Linked DNA regions of Homo sapiens: region 1 is linked to region 2. Evidence: chromatin loops called from intact Hi-C (ENCODE). Cell type or tissue: Calu3. All regions are shown on one strand. Links, peaks and the distances in the headings refer to the core of each region. The heading gives the core; the rest is flanking DNA. Region 1 holds the start of LOC124902813 (a long non-coding RNA gene). Region 2 overlaps LOC105369468 (a long non-coding RNA gene).

Region 1 (8,000 bases), core at 1-8,000, 510 kb before region 2:
AGTGTATATTTTAGCTGTATTTGTATTGTGATGCCAGCAAAACACTCAAGTAGACCTGTTGAATATGTTGCTAGAGCTAAATGATCCTGGAGTTCAGAGGAGAGAGTTCCGGATGAGAGCTAATATCTTGAGAGTTGTTGGCGTGTGGTGCCTGTCATTATAATGTTTCTAGGCTTAGACGATCTTGTGAGAAAGTACTGGAATTGTCTTCATTTCACAGATGGTAAGACTAATAACTAAGGATCTAGGGAAGTTAAGCAACTTACAGGATGTCACATAGGTCACAGGTGACAGAATCTAGGTTTAGTTCTATGTGTCCCTTACTACAAGGTGTGAACTATTAACTATTTTTGTACACAGTCTGAACACAAGGACTCAGCCTTTTAGCTGATTGTAAACTGGATTCCACCCCACAAAAGGGAAGTGGTCTCTAAAAGGACAAAGATAGGTTTAGTGAAAATGATAGTTTAGGAAGGGAAAGATAGGGGAATCACAGAAGACACTGCTTAGGCCTTGGAGTTAAACAGATTTAGGGAAAATTGAGACATTCATTGTAAAAAATCCAGTCTTACCTTTTTTATTGGGGGATATTTGGTCTATGTTAAAAAAGGTTTGAAGAAGCATTTGTCCTGCCATACGTTGCTTCTCTTGCATAGAGTCTGCCATGACCCGAACTTTGTCTTCAGTTTTAGCATCGTAATATTTCTTTTTTTCCTCTTCCTTCCAGTTCAGTACATTTTGTTCCACCAAGTTATCCAAAACACCAGTGAGGAAATCTTTGCCCAGGGATTCCAACACCTTAAGTGGCTTTTTTCTGTGGTTGCCTTCTGTTAGAAATAGAAAGATTCCTTTAACTATGGGCACAGCTTAAAGAGTTTCACCCTCACTTTAGATATAGTTCTATAATGTGAAATACTTCTGAAAGTATGTCCTACTTCACCATCTGTCTTCTTGTACCTATAGAGTTCTGTCATTCATCATATTCCTACCAGGTTGTTTAACAATTTATTGCCACTAAATACTTTTTATTTTCTTTTTTGTTCTTTTTTCTTTTCTTTTCTTTTAGCTTCTCAACTTCCTTCTGTGGCATTGGACCTAATGCAAACTTCCTGGTCATCCACTGTATTCATTTTTCTCTTTTACTGGTTCACGGCCCATAGTGATAATGATCTGCCTAAAATATATATTCCCGGGAAAGTCAATGCTCTTGTCTAGAATATAAATTCTTCCTACTAGATTTTTACTTCCTATATGATTTTTACTCTTTTCTGTATTTAGTTTTCTTGGTGAAAGAACTATATCTTTGAATTTGCATTTTTTTAACTTACATCCTATACCCACATCTTTGTATTCAAAATGTTTAAAAGTACTTAATATGCTTGCTAAATACATAAATTAAAGAATAAATGGATGAGTGCATCCATATTTATAATTCTTTCAAATCTTGTTCTCAATGAAAATTTAAAATTGAAAGTAACCTGATTCCTAATCTTCCAGTGTGGTGGATTAGTTTAATTTGACACCATGTTAATGTATTACTCCTTAGAGTAATTTGAATATTTATAAGGAAATATAGATACCAAAGTAATACATCCTTTGTTTCAATACAACAGATATGATTTCGGCAGATTGTACACAGAAATGCTGGATATCTTATCAATTCTCAATCAATGCTACAAAGATAATTATACAATCCATGTAGATGTAAGGATAGTGCTGACAGAAAATGACATCTAAAGAAATCATGTCAGGACATTGCACAAAAGCTTTGGCACAGAAGCACCAGCCTCATTGTCTGGGTTATCTTGAATTAATATTTTCATACGTGCTTATTGGGCAGCTATTATGAGAAAAACATTAGACATTACAAACCAGGAAAAAAGTTACATAATATAAATTAACTTAGTAAAGGGTAATATCTCCCATGTACTTATTATAAATAAAAAATGAATGCATATAAAACAATTTAAATCATTATTATAATCATCATTATCATTTACATATCACTGTACCAAAGGTTTTACAAATGTTAATATACTGGACCCTCACAATAAGCCAGTGGGGTAGTTATTATATTCCCTATTTTATATTCACCATTTAAATAATAACTTATGTCACATCACATGAATTAGGATTCAAATCTTGTTTTTTTCACCATAGTCTATATAGTTAATCATGATATGGTTCAGTTAAAATAGTTAATATTCATTGAGCCCTCATCATGCCAAGTGCATTACTGAAATTTCACAAAAATTCCATATAAAACATATATTAACCTCTCTTATATGGAAAATGGAAGATAATAAGTAATTGACTCAAATAATGTAAAAGAACACCGAGTATATAGTAACTGGGAACAAGAATTGAAATCTAGGGGTTCAGAATCCAGAGCCCCCATTCTTAATTCATCAAACTACATTACCTGACAGTTGGTGAAGAGCTTCTTAAAAGAATGTAGACAAGATATTTAAGGGGCTCAGAAAACATTAGTGCATTCCAACAGGTGAGATCACAAAGGCTTCTGAGAAGAGGTAGCAAAAATGTTAGTCTTGCAACATCAGGTACAGATGTTGCAACACAGTGTGATTTGCAAACAGTACACAGATTAGTGTGTGGGATATCCAAACTACCTGAGTTCTGGGCTTCTGTTTTATTTATTTGTGTGCTCAGTAAACTAATATAGTGTTGACTGAATAAATGATATGTGAAGAAATATAATAAGCAATAAAATTGAAGAGTTTTTAACAAAAAAAGTCACATATGACAAACACACAGCTAACATCATACTCAATGGTGAAAAGTTGAAAACCCTTTCTCTAAGATCAGGAAGAAGACAAAGATATTCACATTTACCACTTCCATTCAACGTAGTTCTGACCAGAGCAATTCGCCAACAAAAAGAAATAAAAGGCATCAAAATTGGAAAGGAAGAAGTTTAATTGTGCCTGTTTAAAGATGAAATGGTCTTATATACGGAAAACCCTAAAGGATCCACCAAAAATCTTTTAGAACAAATAAACAGATTCAAGAAAATTGCAGGATAAAAAAAATCAACATACAAAAATCTGTAGTGTTTCTGTATAACAATAAACCATCTTTAAAAAATAAATAAATTTCCATTTAAAATTGCTGCAAAAATACTTAGAAATCAATTTAACCGAGTAGGTAAAAAACAAGTACACGTAAAAGTATAAAACTTCAACCCGATCAACATGGTGAGACTATGTCTCTACAAGAAATTTAAAAAGTTGGCTGGCCATAGTAGCATGTGTCTATAGTCCTTGCTTCTTGGAAGTCTGAGGTAGGAGGATTGCTTAAGCCCAGGAATTTGAGATTATAGTGAGCTATAATTGTGACACTATACTCCAGTCTTGGCTACAGAATGAGATCCTGTCTCAAAAATAACAGCAATAATAACAAATCTCAAAACTATAAAATATTGATAGGGAAAACTGAAGAAGACAAAAATAAGTAGAAATGTATTTTGAGTTGATGGACTGGAAAATTACTATTATTAAAATGTCCCTAATACCCAAAGAAATCTAAAGATACAATGCAATTCCTATCAAAATTCTAATGGCAGCTTTTACAAAAATAGAAACAAATCCTAAAATTTATATGGAATCACACACAAAAAAACAAACCCTGAATAGGCAAAGCAATTTTGAGTAAAGGGAACAAAGCTGCAGGCATCGCACTATCTGAGTTCAAAATAGACTACAAAGTACTACAGTCATCAAAATAGCACAATAGTTGCATAAAAATAGAAACAGAGAGCAAATGAACAGGACAGAAAACCCAGAAATAAACCCAATTATTTACATTAATTTGACTTTTCAACAAAGGTTTCATGAACACACAACTGGGAAAGAACAAATTCTTCAATAAATGATATTGGGAAAATTGTAAAACCACATGCAGAAGAATAAAAATCTCTAAACATATACAAAAATAAACTCAAAATGAGTTAAATATGTAAATGTAAGAACCAAAACTGTGAAACTACTAGAAGAAAACAGAGGGGAACAGCTTCATAACATTGGTCTAGACAGTGATTTTTGGATATGACAGAAAAGGACAGGAAACAAAAGCTAAAATATGCAAATGAAATTACATCAAACTAAAAAGCTTTTACACAGTCAAAGAAACAATCAAAAGATTAAAGAGATAATCAACAGTATGGTAGAGAAGATTTGCAAACCATACATCTGATAAAGAATTAATATGCAAAATACAAAGAACACAAACAATTCAATAGAAAGAAAATAAACTGATTTAGAAATAAGCAAAGGACCAGAATAAACACTTTTCAAAAGAAGACATACAGAGAATATGTATATGAAAAATGATCAACCTCTCTAGCCACCAGGGAAATTGAAGTCACAATGAAATATCACTTTGCACCTGTTGGAATGGCTATTACCAAAAAGACAAAAGATAACAAATGGTGGAGAGGATGTAGAAAAAAAGAAACTCTTGTACACTGTTGGTAAAACGTAAATTAGGCCCTGCGCAGTGGCTCACGACTGTAATCCCAGCACTTTGTGAGGTTAAGGCGGGCAGATCACCTGAGGTCAGTAGTTCTAGACCAGGCTGGACAACATGGTAAAACCCTGCTTCTAGTAAAAATACAAAAATTAGCCGAGCGTGGTGGTGGGCGCCTGTAATCTTAGCTACTCATGAGGCAGAGGCAGTAGAATTGCTGGAACCCTAGAGGCGGAGGTTGCAGTGAGCCTAGATTCCATGACTGCCCTCCAGCCTAGGCAACAGAGTGAGACTCTGTCTCAAAAAAAAAAAAAAAAAAAAAAAAAAAGAGTAAATTAGCATGGTCTTTATGGAAACCTATATGGAGACACCTCTGAAAGTTAAAAATAGAGCTAAAGATATGATCAAGCAATCCCACTATTAAGTATATATCAAAAATTGGAAAATCAGTGTCTCGAGGAGATATCTGAACTTCTATTTCCATTGCAGCATTATTCACAATAGCCAAGATATAAAATCAACCTAAATGTCTGTGGACAGATTAATAGATGAAGAAAATGTGGATTATATACAAAATGCAACACTATTCAGCTTTTAAATGGAAGTAAATCCTATCGTTTCTGACAATATTGATGAACATGAAGAACATTATATTAAGTAAAATAAGCCAGGCCAGGCACCAAAACACAAAATATCACATTATCTCACTTATACATAGACTCTAAACAGGTTAAACTCATAAAAGCAGAAGGTTGTACATAGAAAATATGTACAATGTTTATTTGTCAAATAAATAAATAAGTAAATTAAAAGTATGGCCTGAGGTATAATCTACACATTCTGATGGCATCCATTATATGCTTAAAAGAATAAATAAATCATTCTCAAATTTATGGATTCAGCCCAGATGTGGATGTCGGTATTGAAACCTATACATTCAATAGACAATGAGATATCTCAACTACATCTCACAACCTCATTTAACTCAACTTACAAAGATGAACTGTTCATTTTTTCATTTCCATCCTTCATTCTCTTTTCCATATACTAGTAAATAATACCTATACTCCAAGTACAAAAGAGCAGCAATACCTGGTGATATTCAACCTCTTTGGCCTTCTCTATGTCTTATTTCCCTTCTTAATTCACATTGCATCGATTTTATTTGCTAAACATTTTCAGAATCTGACCACTTCTCTCAATTCTAATTGTTCATTACTTCTATTCGGGCCAACATCCTTTCTTTCTTAAGAAATAAATTCATAAGAACTTTATCAATCTACTCTCCGTCCCTCTATTCTACTCTTTGCAACGAAGAGTGTTCCAATATCTAGATTTGACCATGAAAACTTTCAGCCTATTCTAATCTAGGCCTTCTCATTCACTCATTTTCTGATACTGTTCCCACCTTGCTCATTACATTCAAAACGTTCTGCCTTCATTTAATTTCTGGAAAGATTCTATTTAGGGGTCTCTGTATTTCCAGCCCCTACCTTCTCATTCATTCTTGTTTTCCTACTGCTGTCTGTCTAACCTTCAAGTCTCAGATTAGATGGCACCTTTCTCAGGGAATCAAGTCTCTACTTAGGGATCTGTATAGTTTCAGCACCCCCGCTTCTAATTTCTTCTGGTTTTTGAACTGTTCTCTGTCTATCTGTCTATCTGTCTATCCTTCAAGTATCAGATTAGATGGTATTTTCTTAAGGGAATCCTCTCTGATTCTTCCAGAGGAGACAGCATCAGAGATATATGCTCCTAGGGCACCTTGTATCTCCTTAGAGTAGCATTTTTTTTCCATTTATTTATTTATGTATTTATATATTTTTGTGAGACAGAGTCTCACTCTGTCACCCAGGCTGAAGTGCAGTGGTGCTATCTTGGCTCACTGCAATCTCTGCCTCCCGGATTCAAGCGATTCTCCTGCCTCAGCCTTCTGAGTAGCTAGGACTACAGGTGCACACAACCACGCCTGGCTAATTTTTGTATTTTTAGTAGAGATGGGGATTCACCATGTTGGCCAGGCTGATCTCGAACTCCTGACCTCAGGTGATCCACCCATCTTGGTCTCCCAAATTGCTGCTATTGGATTACAGGCCTGAGCCACCACATCCAGCCTTTTTTTTTATTTTTCCATTTAATTGTGATTCCCAGCCTACTTATCTCTATCCACTGTTAGAATTTATGCTCTGTGAGGACAGGGGCCATGAACTACATCTGCACTATTTTTGGCATTCTTTTTACTAGTTATTTACTGAATATTTACTAATTATTTACTGAATCAGTAGTCAAGTCCATGTAGGAACAAATGAATAAAACTTATGTGTGGCTCAACTCTTAAGGAATATGAAACCACCTTTGCAAAATTATAACTGAGGAAATTACAACAATGAACGAAATCAGACTGGGAAAGCCTTTGTGGCTACCTGCTTGTGGTTTGGTGCCCCCGCTCCAGCGATGGATCCAGAAGGTAGCCCAAGTAGCCGCCTAGTTCTCTTGGACTGGGGGCTGGCTCTGGTACTCTCTCCACTGGCAGGCACTGCCAACCCAATGTGCATGCATTTAATTGCAACGGAGAAATAATCCTGGAGAGATGTCCTCTAACTGTGGCCCTATCACAGGGTTTCCGTCTGTAGCTGCATTGAAGGGTGTCTGGATTGGTGAGTATCCTAGGTGCTGCCAATGCCTCCTTCCTTCTCCTGACTGGTTCTGTGGCCCCATAGTGGGGTGTCTGTCTGTAGCCCCATTGCAGGGTGTTAGGATTGGTGAATCTACTAGGCACTGCTAATGCCTCCTTCCTTCTCTCGACTTGTCTGTAGCTCTATGATGGGGTGTCTGTAGCCCCATTGCAGGGTGTCTGTAGCCCCATTGCAGGGTGTCTGTTTGTAGCTCCACCACGGGGTATCTGTTCGGCTCCACTGGGGTCTTGGTTGGCTCTAACTAGTAGGAAGAGTCTTGGTTCACGAGACTTGTCCTCAATCAGGACAATTTTGAGATTTCTCAGACAGAGAATAGGAGGATAGTTTGGAAGGGATACTCTTGGAGTTCCTGTTTAGGGATCATCTGATTTGGAAGGCCTTCTGTCTGTCTCATCTTCGTGTGTGTTTGTATATGTGGAGGGAATCTCAGAAGGAATTGCTGAAGGAAGTCCAGCAGGCCTAACTCAGAGGACTCTTCTTATTTGGTTACATTCGATGAGCCCTGGAGAAAGTTCAATAGGCCTGTCTCATGGTGACTATCTGCTCTTTGCCTTACCCAGAGACCCCATTGTGAATTACTGTTCTGAGGTCGTCCCTCCCCACCTGGAGTGGATCAAAGACAACAGGGACGAACAGAAAAAAGTCTGAGCTTTGCCAGGTTGATATTGGGTGCTGAACGAGGTGACTAGTGTCTGTTTTGTTATGTGAATTCTGCTGGGATAGAAAATGTTAAATGGTTCCCCATGCAGCTGGTTGGGCAGCATCTTGCATTTTAAGAATCTTGCCTATGTTTCCATAAAACAGAAAATGGTGACTTTT
Region 2 (8,643 bases), core at 275-8,274:
ATGCACTTAATAATATTCAATATCCCTTCAAGATAAAAACCCTAAAAAAATCTGGGTGTTTAAGAAACATACCTCAACACAATGAAAGCCATATATGACAGATAAAGAGCTAGTATCATACTAAATAGGGGAAAACTAAAGTTCTTTCCTCTAAGATCAGGAACACAACAAGGCTGTCCATTTTCATCGTTACGAAACAGTGCTGCAACTCCTACCCACAGCAGTCAGACACAAGAAAGAAATAATGGGCATCCAAGTTGGTAAGGAAGAAGTCAAATTACCCGTATTTGAAGATGACATGATCTTTTACTTGGAAAAACCTAAAGACTCCACCAAAAAAAATTATTAGAACTGAAAAAAAAATTCAGTAAAGTTGAAAGAGGTAACTAAAGAGCTTCTGCACAGCAAAAGAAACTACCATCAGAGTGAACAGGCAACCTACAAAATGGGAGAAAATTTTTGCAACCTACTCATCTGACAAAGGGCTAATATCCAGAATCTACAATGAACTCCAACAAATTTACAAGAAAGAAACAAACAACCCCATCAAAAACTGGGCAAAGGATATGAACAGACACTTCTCAAAAGACATTTATGCAGCCAACAGACACATGAAAAAATGCTCATCATCACTGGCCATCAGAGAAATGCAAATCAAAACCACAATGAGATACCATCTCACACCAGTTAGAATGGCAATCATTAAAAAGTCAGGAAACAACAGGTGCTGGAGAGGATGTGGAGAAATAGGAACACTTTTACACTGTTGGTGGGACTGTAAACTAGTTCAACCATTGTGGAAGTCAGTGTGGCGATTCCTCAGGGATCTAGAACTAGAAATACCATTTGACCCAGCCATCCCATTACTGGGTATATACCCAAAGGACTATAAATCATGCTGCTATAAAGACGCATGCGCATGTATGTTTATTGCGGCACTATTCACAATAGCAAAGACTTGGAACCAGCCCAAATGTCCAACAATGATAGACTGGATTAAGAAAATGTGGCACATATACACCATGGAATACTATGCAGCCATAAAAAATGATGAGTTCATGTCCTTTGTAGGGACATGGATGAAATTGGAAATCATCATTCTCAGCAAACTATCACAAGGACAAAAAAACCAAACACCGCACGTTCTCACTCATAGATGGGAATTGAACAATGAGAACACATGGACACAGGAAGGGGACTGTTGTGGGGTGGGGGGAGGGGGGAGGGATAGCATTAGGAGATATACCTAATGCTAAATGACAAGTTAATGGGTGCAGCACACCAGCATGGCACATGTATACATATGTAACTAACCTGCACATTGTGCACATGTACCCTAAAACTTAAAGTATAATAATAATAAAAAAAAAGTTGAAGGATACAAAATCAACATACAAGTCAGTAGTATTTCTATATTCCAACAGCAAACAATCTGAAATAAAATCAGGAAAGTAATCCAATTTATATTAGGCACAAATAATGTTAGATACCTAGGAATAAGCTGAACCAAAGAAGTAAAAGAGCTCTACAATGAAAACTTTAAAATATTTATAAAAGAAATAGAAGACGACATAAAAGATGGAAAGATATTTTCTGTTCATGGATTGGAAGAATCAATATTGTCAAAATGTTCATACTATCCAAAGGAATCTACAGATTCAATGCAATCCCTATCCAAAAGCAATGACATTCTTCACAGCAATAGAAAAAATGATCCTAAAATGTATATGGAACAACAAAAGATCCAGAGTAGCCTAAGCCATCCTGAGCAAATATAACAAAACTGGAGGAATCACATTACCTGACTTCAAAATATACTACAGAGCTATAGTAACTTGAAAAAAAATTTTTAGTGGTACTGGCATAAAAACACTTAGAACAATGAAACAGAATAGCACCCAGATACAAAACCATACACCTACAGTAAATTCATTTTCAACAAATGTACCAAGAACATACAATAAGGAAATGACACTCTTTTCAATAAATGGTCCTGGGAAAATTGGGTATCTATATGTAGATGAGTGAAACTAGACCTCTGTCTCTTGCTAAATACAAAAATCAAATCAAAATTGAGTAAAGACCTAAATCTAAAACTTCAGCCTATGCAACTACCACAAGAAAACATCGGGAAACTCTCCAGGGCATTGGTGTGGGCAAAGATTTCTTGAGTAATATACCTGCCAGGCACAGGCAAACAAAGCAAAAATGGACAAATGGTAACAAATCAAGTTAAAAAGCTTCTGCACACAGCAAAGGAAACAATCAACAAAGTGAAGAGACAACCCATAGAATGGGAGAAAATATTTGCAAAGTATTCATTTGATGAAGGATAAATAACCAGAATACATGAGGAGGTCAAACAACTCATTAGGAAGAAATAAAATAATCCAATTTAAAAATGGCCAAAATATTTGAATAGACATTTCTCAAAAGAAGATAAACAAATGGCAACAGGTGTATAAAAAGGTGCTCTGCACCACTGATCATCAGAGAAACGCAAATCAAAACTACAATGAGATATCACTTTACCCAGTAAAAATGGCTTCTATCTAAAAGACAGGCAATAGTGAATGCTGTTGAGGATGTGAGGAAAAGGGAACCCTCATTCACTATTGGTAAGAATGTAAATTAGTACAATCACTAAAGAAAACAGTTTGGAGGTTCCTCAAAAAACTAAACACAGAGCTACCATATGATCCAGCAATTCCATTACTGGGTTTTTATAAAAGAAAATGAAATCAGTATGTTGAAGTGATATCTGCACCCTCATGTTTATTGTAGCACTATTCACAATAGCCAAGGTTTGGAATCAACCTAAGTATTCATCAATAGACTAATAAATAAAGAAAATGTGGTACATATACATAATGGGGTACTAATCAGACATAAAAAAGAATGAGATCCTGTCATTTGCAACAGCACGGATTGAACTGGGGGTGTTAAAGGAAATAAGTCAGGCACAGAAGGGGAAACTTCACGTGTTCTCACTCATTTGTGGGATCTAAAAATTAAAACAATTGAATTCATGAAGATACAGTAGAATGAAGGTTACCAGAGACTGAGAAGGGTAGTGGGTGGTGAGGAAATAGAGTTGGTTAATCATTAGAAAAATATAGTTAGAATGAATAAGATCGTGTTTTTGATAACACAACAAAGTGACTGCAGTCAATAATTTATTGCACATTTTAAAGTAACTAAAAGATTATTGAAATGTTTATAACACAAAGAAATGATAAATGCTTGAGATGATGCATACCCCATTTACCTTGAAGTGATCATTATGTATTTTTTACCTGTATCAAAATATCTCATACACCCCATAAATACATTCACCCACTATGTACCCCAAAAATTAATTATAAAAAAAAAAAGAAATAAATGAACAACTACAGAGCTTCAGGTGAATACATTGAATTCAATGAATTCAATGGCTATTTAAATTTGATCTTATTTAATCACTCAGAATCATTGTTTAATAAAATTAAATTTAAAAACAATTGTCTAAATCTTACCATGTTTTACTCTTCATTTGTCCACATCTCATTGATAAAATAAATCAGATCAAAAGTGCCTATAATTAGAAGATTTCTTGAAAGTATTCATTCAAAAAAAAAAAAACCTTACAATTGTAAAAAAGGAACAGTGGAAAAAACAGAAAAGAGTCATAACTCAATCCTTTTGTTCTAAGCAGGCAGTCACCGCACAGGGTCAACACAGATTCAGCAGGCATTCAGGCACCTAAGACTCAGAACAGGTGTATCACTACCTGTCACTCATTTCTTGCTGAGCCTGATAGTTTTTATTTAATTCATTTGACAATTTTTTATTTTAGACTTACTATGTGGCAAGTGTTTTATATAATGATGATACAGTGCTGACCTCAAAACATCTAGCAGCAAGCGATGCAAATGAGAATTCTGATGCCAATATTATTTTTTGTTTGTTTGTTTTAGTGAGCGAGCTCTCTCTCTTTTTTCTTTGTAGAAATTTTTGGCATGTTCTCTTATCCTTGACATTCAAATAGTTTATTACAGTACATTTAATTGTAAGGGGTGTACACGTGTGTGGGGTGTGTGTGTGTGTGTATTGTTTATTCTTCCTGCTAGTTCTTCAGTGAATCCTTTCAAGTTACGGAAATTTGTCTTTTATGATTTTATTGATTATTCCTCATCTCTATTTTTCTGGTTCCTATTATCATAATCTCTATTAGCTGGATAACATCCCTCCTGCACTGATCTTCTATATCAAGTGTCAGCAATTTTTTTCGTTAAGGATGAGAAAGTAAATATTTTAGGCTTGAGGAGGTGTCATGTAAAGTTTCTAGCTCTTCTCTTCCTCTCTTTCCCTTTCACTCCCTCTCCTCCTCCTTCACTTCATTTTTCTCTTTCTCCTATTCCTTCTCTTCTTCTTCTTCTGACAATTCTCTAAAAATGGAAGAAAAAAAATTTAGCTTAAGCCATAAAAAATGAAGCAGAGGTCATAATTTTCTGACTCCTCCTCTTTATCTTAGTTTTTGTTACATTTTTCATTAGTTAATTTTGTTGAAATATTCTAAATACTTTTTTCTTTTGTCGTCTATATAGCTAATTAGGCACAAATTTGGGCAAATCATTTAATTTCTCTATGTATCAGTTGTCCCATCTGTAACTGAAGGTAATAATGGTTGTAAAGTTAAAGTGAAATACTCTATATAATCCTCAACATGGCATGGCACATTTAATAGATACTTAGGGAATATTACTTTTTGTTTTCACGGATGCAATATATTCTCTCAAGCTCTCTAAGGACACTAAAAATAATTTTTAAACTTATTTCTTATCTCTAAATTAACTTTGATTCTTCTAGAATTAATCACTATATGTTTTAATATTAGAACTTCTCTTTATGTTGCTGAACTACCCTAAATATCTGGTAAGTTTGGTTGTTAATTTATTTTTGAGTGAAGATCAAAGCAGATTGACATGAGTAGATTTCATGGACTTTCTGGATTACTTGCATTTTTCTTTCATTAGCAAGCTCCCTTCCTGAACGATGTGGCTGATTGCCAGATCTCTGCATCTAGGCTAGTCAAGTTAGCTAGTAGTGTTTATTTTGTATGTGTGAGTGGGGAGAGTGAAAATTTTAGTAAAGATCAGATTTGTAATACCAGTCCTCGCTCTTGGAGCCTTAAACCATCCCAAGTGGATGTTTAATTTCTTGGAAAATATTTTCCTGACTTCCTCCAGAAGGCAACTACACTGCACCTGGATGATATAATGAAAAGGGGGAAGCCTTATTCATGCTACTCTTCAACAGATACTGTTTCAATCAAATGCTCCACCCCAGATCTTGGCTCTGTACCTGCATAATCAGAGCCCAGAAGCTTCCTGATATTTTATTCTTAGGAAGATTTACAACTTGTTTGCCACTTCTTTTCTGTGTATGTTCTGTGCCCCAATCAGGCTTAGGAATTCATATAATTTCATTGCTTTGCATATTCTAACAATTTATGAAAATCTAAGGTGTACTGTTGGTCATCTCCCACCTTTATCTCAGTTCACCAGTGCTAGTCCTTTTATAAATATTTTATTATGCATGCTTTTTTACTCTCTAAAGAGCTTTGTGGAGGTAAAAGAGTTAAATATATAGATTCAGTCCAACAGCCTAAATTAGGTTTAAAATAATAATTTATAATGCTTAAATTTTCACCTCTTATGTGAAGCAATAAGGCCACCATGCAACATCAATCCAAAATTATGTTGACAGAAAATCTTTGAGATTGCTGAATGAAAAACATAGTTCATTACATGGTAAGTTTTCTGTTTGTATGGATCTCTTCGAATAAATGATTCTGCTCAAATTAGTAAATAATTGTTTTGGTATAAGTGTTAGTTCTTAGCTTCATTCTATTGATCATCTTATTTCATGGCACAGCAGAGTAGTTAACAGTTTATACTTTGGAGTCATAAAGACCTGGGTTCAAATCTTTCCTCTGCTATTTACTAACTTTGTGAACTAGAAAAATATTATTTAACTTTTTAAGACATATTTTTGGTCACCTGTATACAGTTCATTTATTTATTTATTTCACAAATATCTATTAAATACCTATGACTTTATTAGATTTCTATGAAGATTTATAAAAGAATAAAAGTCAAGTTGGTACTTAGCCCTTGATAAACATTTCCTGTTACTATTATTGTTTTCAACTATCTTTATTTCAGAACAAAAAATAACTGAACATGAGACAATTTTGTGCTGTCAATCATTCTTCACTATGTGGTATATTGCTGTTGAAAAGCAAACTATTAATGTTTAAAATAATTTCAGTTCTGACATTCATATTGGTCAGAAAACATATTGATATTACAGCAATATCAACTAAGAATAAATGTGGACACCATGCAGGAAAATTGTGCATGAACTCTTCCATGTCCTTTAAAAATCCTTTCAGGGCAAATATTTAAATTGAATCCTTAAAAATGCATGAAATGATTTAATCCCTAAAAAATCTTCTATTGTGTCTCTCAAGGCCACTTTCCTGAAATTAATACACAACAGCCATGCATAGCTTTCTATATTAACCAAAAAGGAAGGGCAGGATTATGCAATTGGGCTTTGCGTTTTTATCTTGGGACTCTGTGTTCTGCGAGCTGGAACTCCAGGTTCATCTGCCTTATGGCCTCAGGCTGCCTTTTTCCTGCTGGTCTCCTGACTGACATGCTGCGTGCACACCTTCAGAGAGGGGGCTCTGATCCTTCTTTTCCAGATAAATACTGTCAATATTCACTTGGCAATAAGGAATAAAGTTATATTTCCAATGCAAACAAAAACATTGGCCTGAAGAGCTGGGGAAAACATAGAATTTTTTTAAATAATACTGGCCCACCTTTTATAATGCGTTTGCTCACTGTGGTGCTCTCTGCAAGTAAATCCTTTAATTTTAATTTTTAATTATTTTATTTTATTTTTCCATAACTTGTTGGGGTACAGGTGATATTTGGTTATATGAGTAAGTTCTTTGGTGGAGATTTGTGAGAGCCTGGTGCACCCATCACCTGAACAGTATGCACTGCACCATATTTGCTGTCTTTTATCCCTCACTCCCCTTCCACTCTTCCTCCCAAGTCCCCAAATGACCTCTCACATTCCAAAATGTACTGACTAAGAGAGGGAACCCTATGGCCCTTTGCCCACCAGTACTTCAGGAATTCCCTCTTTAAATGCCTACAAGGTAGCATGACACAGAGATCAGCCCCACCAAAATTACCTGGTATGTTACTAGGACTGCCAAAACAAAGTACCACAGACTGCAGCTTAAACAACAGAAATTTATTTCCTCCTAGTTCTGGAGGCTCGAAGATTCAGATCAAGATGTCAGCAAGGTTGACCTCATGTAGCTTTAATTACTTCTATAAAGGGCCTATCCTCAAATACAGTTACATTCTGAATATAAATGTCACAACTTTGAAAAATTTTTAAACATTTACAGTTTGCTTTTCAACAGCAATACACCACAAAGTGAAGAAAGACTGACAGCACAAAATTGTCTCATGTTCAATTTTGTTTTTGTTCTAAGATAGAGAGTTGAAAGCAATAACAATAATAGGAAATGTTTATCAAGGGCTAAGTACCAACTAATCACTTGACTTTCATTCTATTATTAATCTTCATAGAAATCTAGTAAAATCATAGGCATTTAATAGATATTTGTGAAATAAATAAATAAATAACTTGTATACAGGTGACCAAAAATATGTCTTAAAAAGTTAAATAATTTTTTTTCAGGTTCACAAAGTTAGTAAATGGAAGAGGAAAGGTTTGTACTCAGGTCCGTATGACTCCAAATTATAAATTGTTAACTATTCTGTTGTCCTATGAAATAAGATGGCCAATAGAATGAAGCGAAGAATTAACACCTATACTGAAAAAATTGTTTACTAAGTTGAGCAGAATCATTTATTCTGAAATATCCATACAAACAGAATACTATGTAATGAAGACATGAATTTGAAGTGTCAGGGGACACAATCCAACCCGTAACATCTAGTAACTGGTTCCACAATGTTAAAAGTGTGCTCTTCATATAACAGTGAACTGGGTGCAATATTCTTTCTCAAAAACTGTCTAAGACAGGCCTCCCAGATAGCAGCTGATTCTGTAGCACTGCTCTCTGTTTACCTGTAGTGACAAACTACCACAATGTAAAAGGTAAGTCTTGGCCAGTGACTGTGGCTTTACGCCACATAACTGTTTTGCATGCATAGATGGTATGTGGGGAAATTGGTTTCCCAAGGAAATCATAGAATGTACCAATGCTGTACAGTTTAGAAGTGTTTCATGATGCAGATATTAATTTTAAAAAATCTTCTGCAAGATAACTCTGTAGCCTGGGTGGGTCCATCCTAGCTCTTGGAACCAGTAGAGGGCAGGTGGGAGTGTTAGAAGTGTTGGCTGGAAGAAGCCTGGGAGGATTCCTGAGACAGCATCTGGATTCACCAGAGGAAATGGGAGATAAAAAAATCTATTTATTCACAATTTTAAAAAATACTAACTGACTAGAATAGGTTGATTACAAAGCAGTATAATATATAACAGTAGCTAGGTGCTGTGGCTCACACCTGTAATCCCAGCACTTTCCGAGGCCATAGCAGGTGGATC

Evidence for each region. A loop is a pair of places that touch in the nucleus more often than their neighbours do. Peaks named below come from ENCODE experiments on the same cell type or tissue, not always from the same donor. Only the 100,000 strongest peaks of a DNase experiment are listed, where the experiment ranks them.
Region 1: it touches region 2 in a loop (4-fold over the local background); 2 of 110 quality-filtered maps call a loop at or near these places.

What each region holds. Positions count from the first base shown.
Region 1 is chr11:104,954,175-104,962,174 of GRCh38, forward strand. It overlaps CASP4 (caspase 4), which reads right to left. Exons shown (of 9, transcript NM_001225.4): 2 at 573-827. LOC124902813 (a long non-coding RNA gene) reads left to right here and starts at 6,269. Exons shown (of 2, transcript XR_007062986.1): 1 at 6,269-8,000. In Calu3, for the core only: no CTCF peak of the experiment used is centred there; no DNase peak of the experiment used is centred there.
Region 2 is chr11:105,461,730-105,470,372 of GRCh38, forward strand. All of the region lies in intron 1 of LOC105369468 (a long non-coding RNA gene), which reads right to left. Among named protein-coding and RNA genes, the nearest start is that of GRIA4, 140 kb to the right of the region's middle. In Calu3, for the core only: no CTCF peak of the experiment used is centred there; a DNase peak (open chromatin) is centred at 5,042.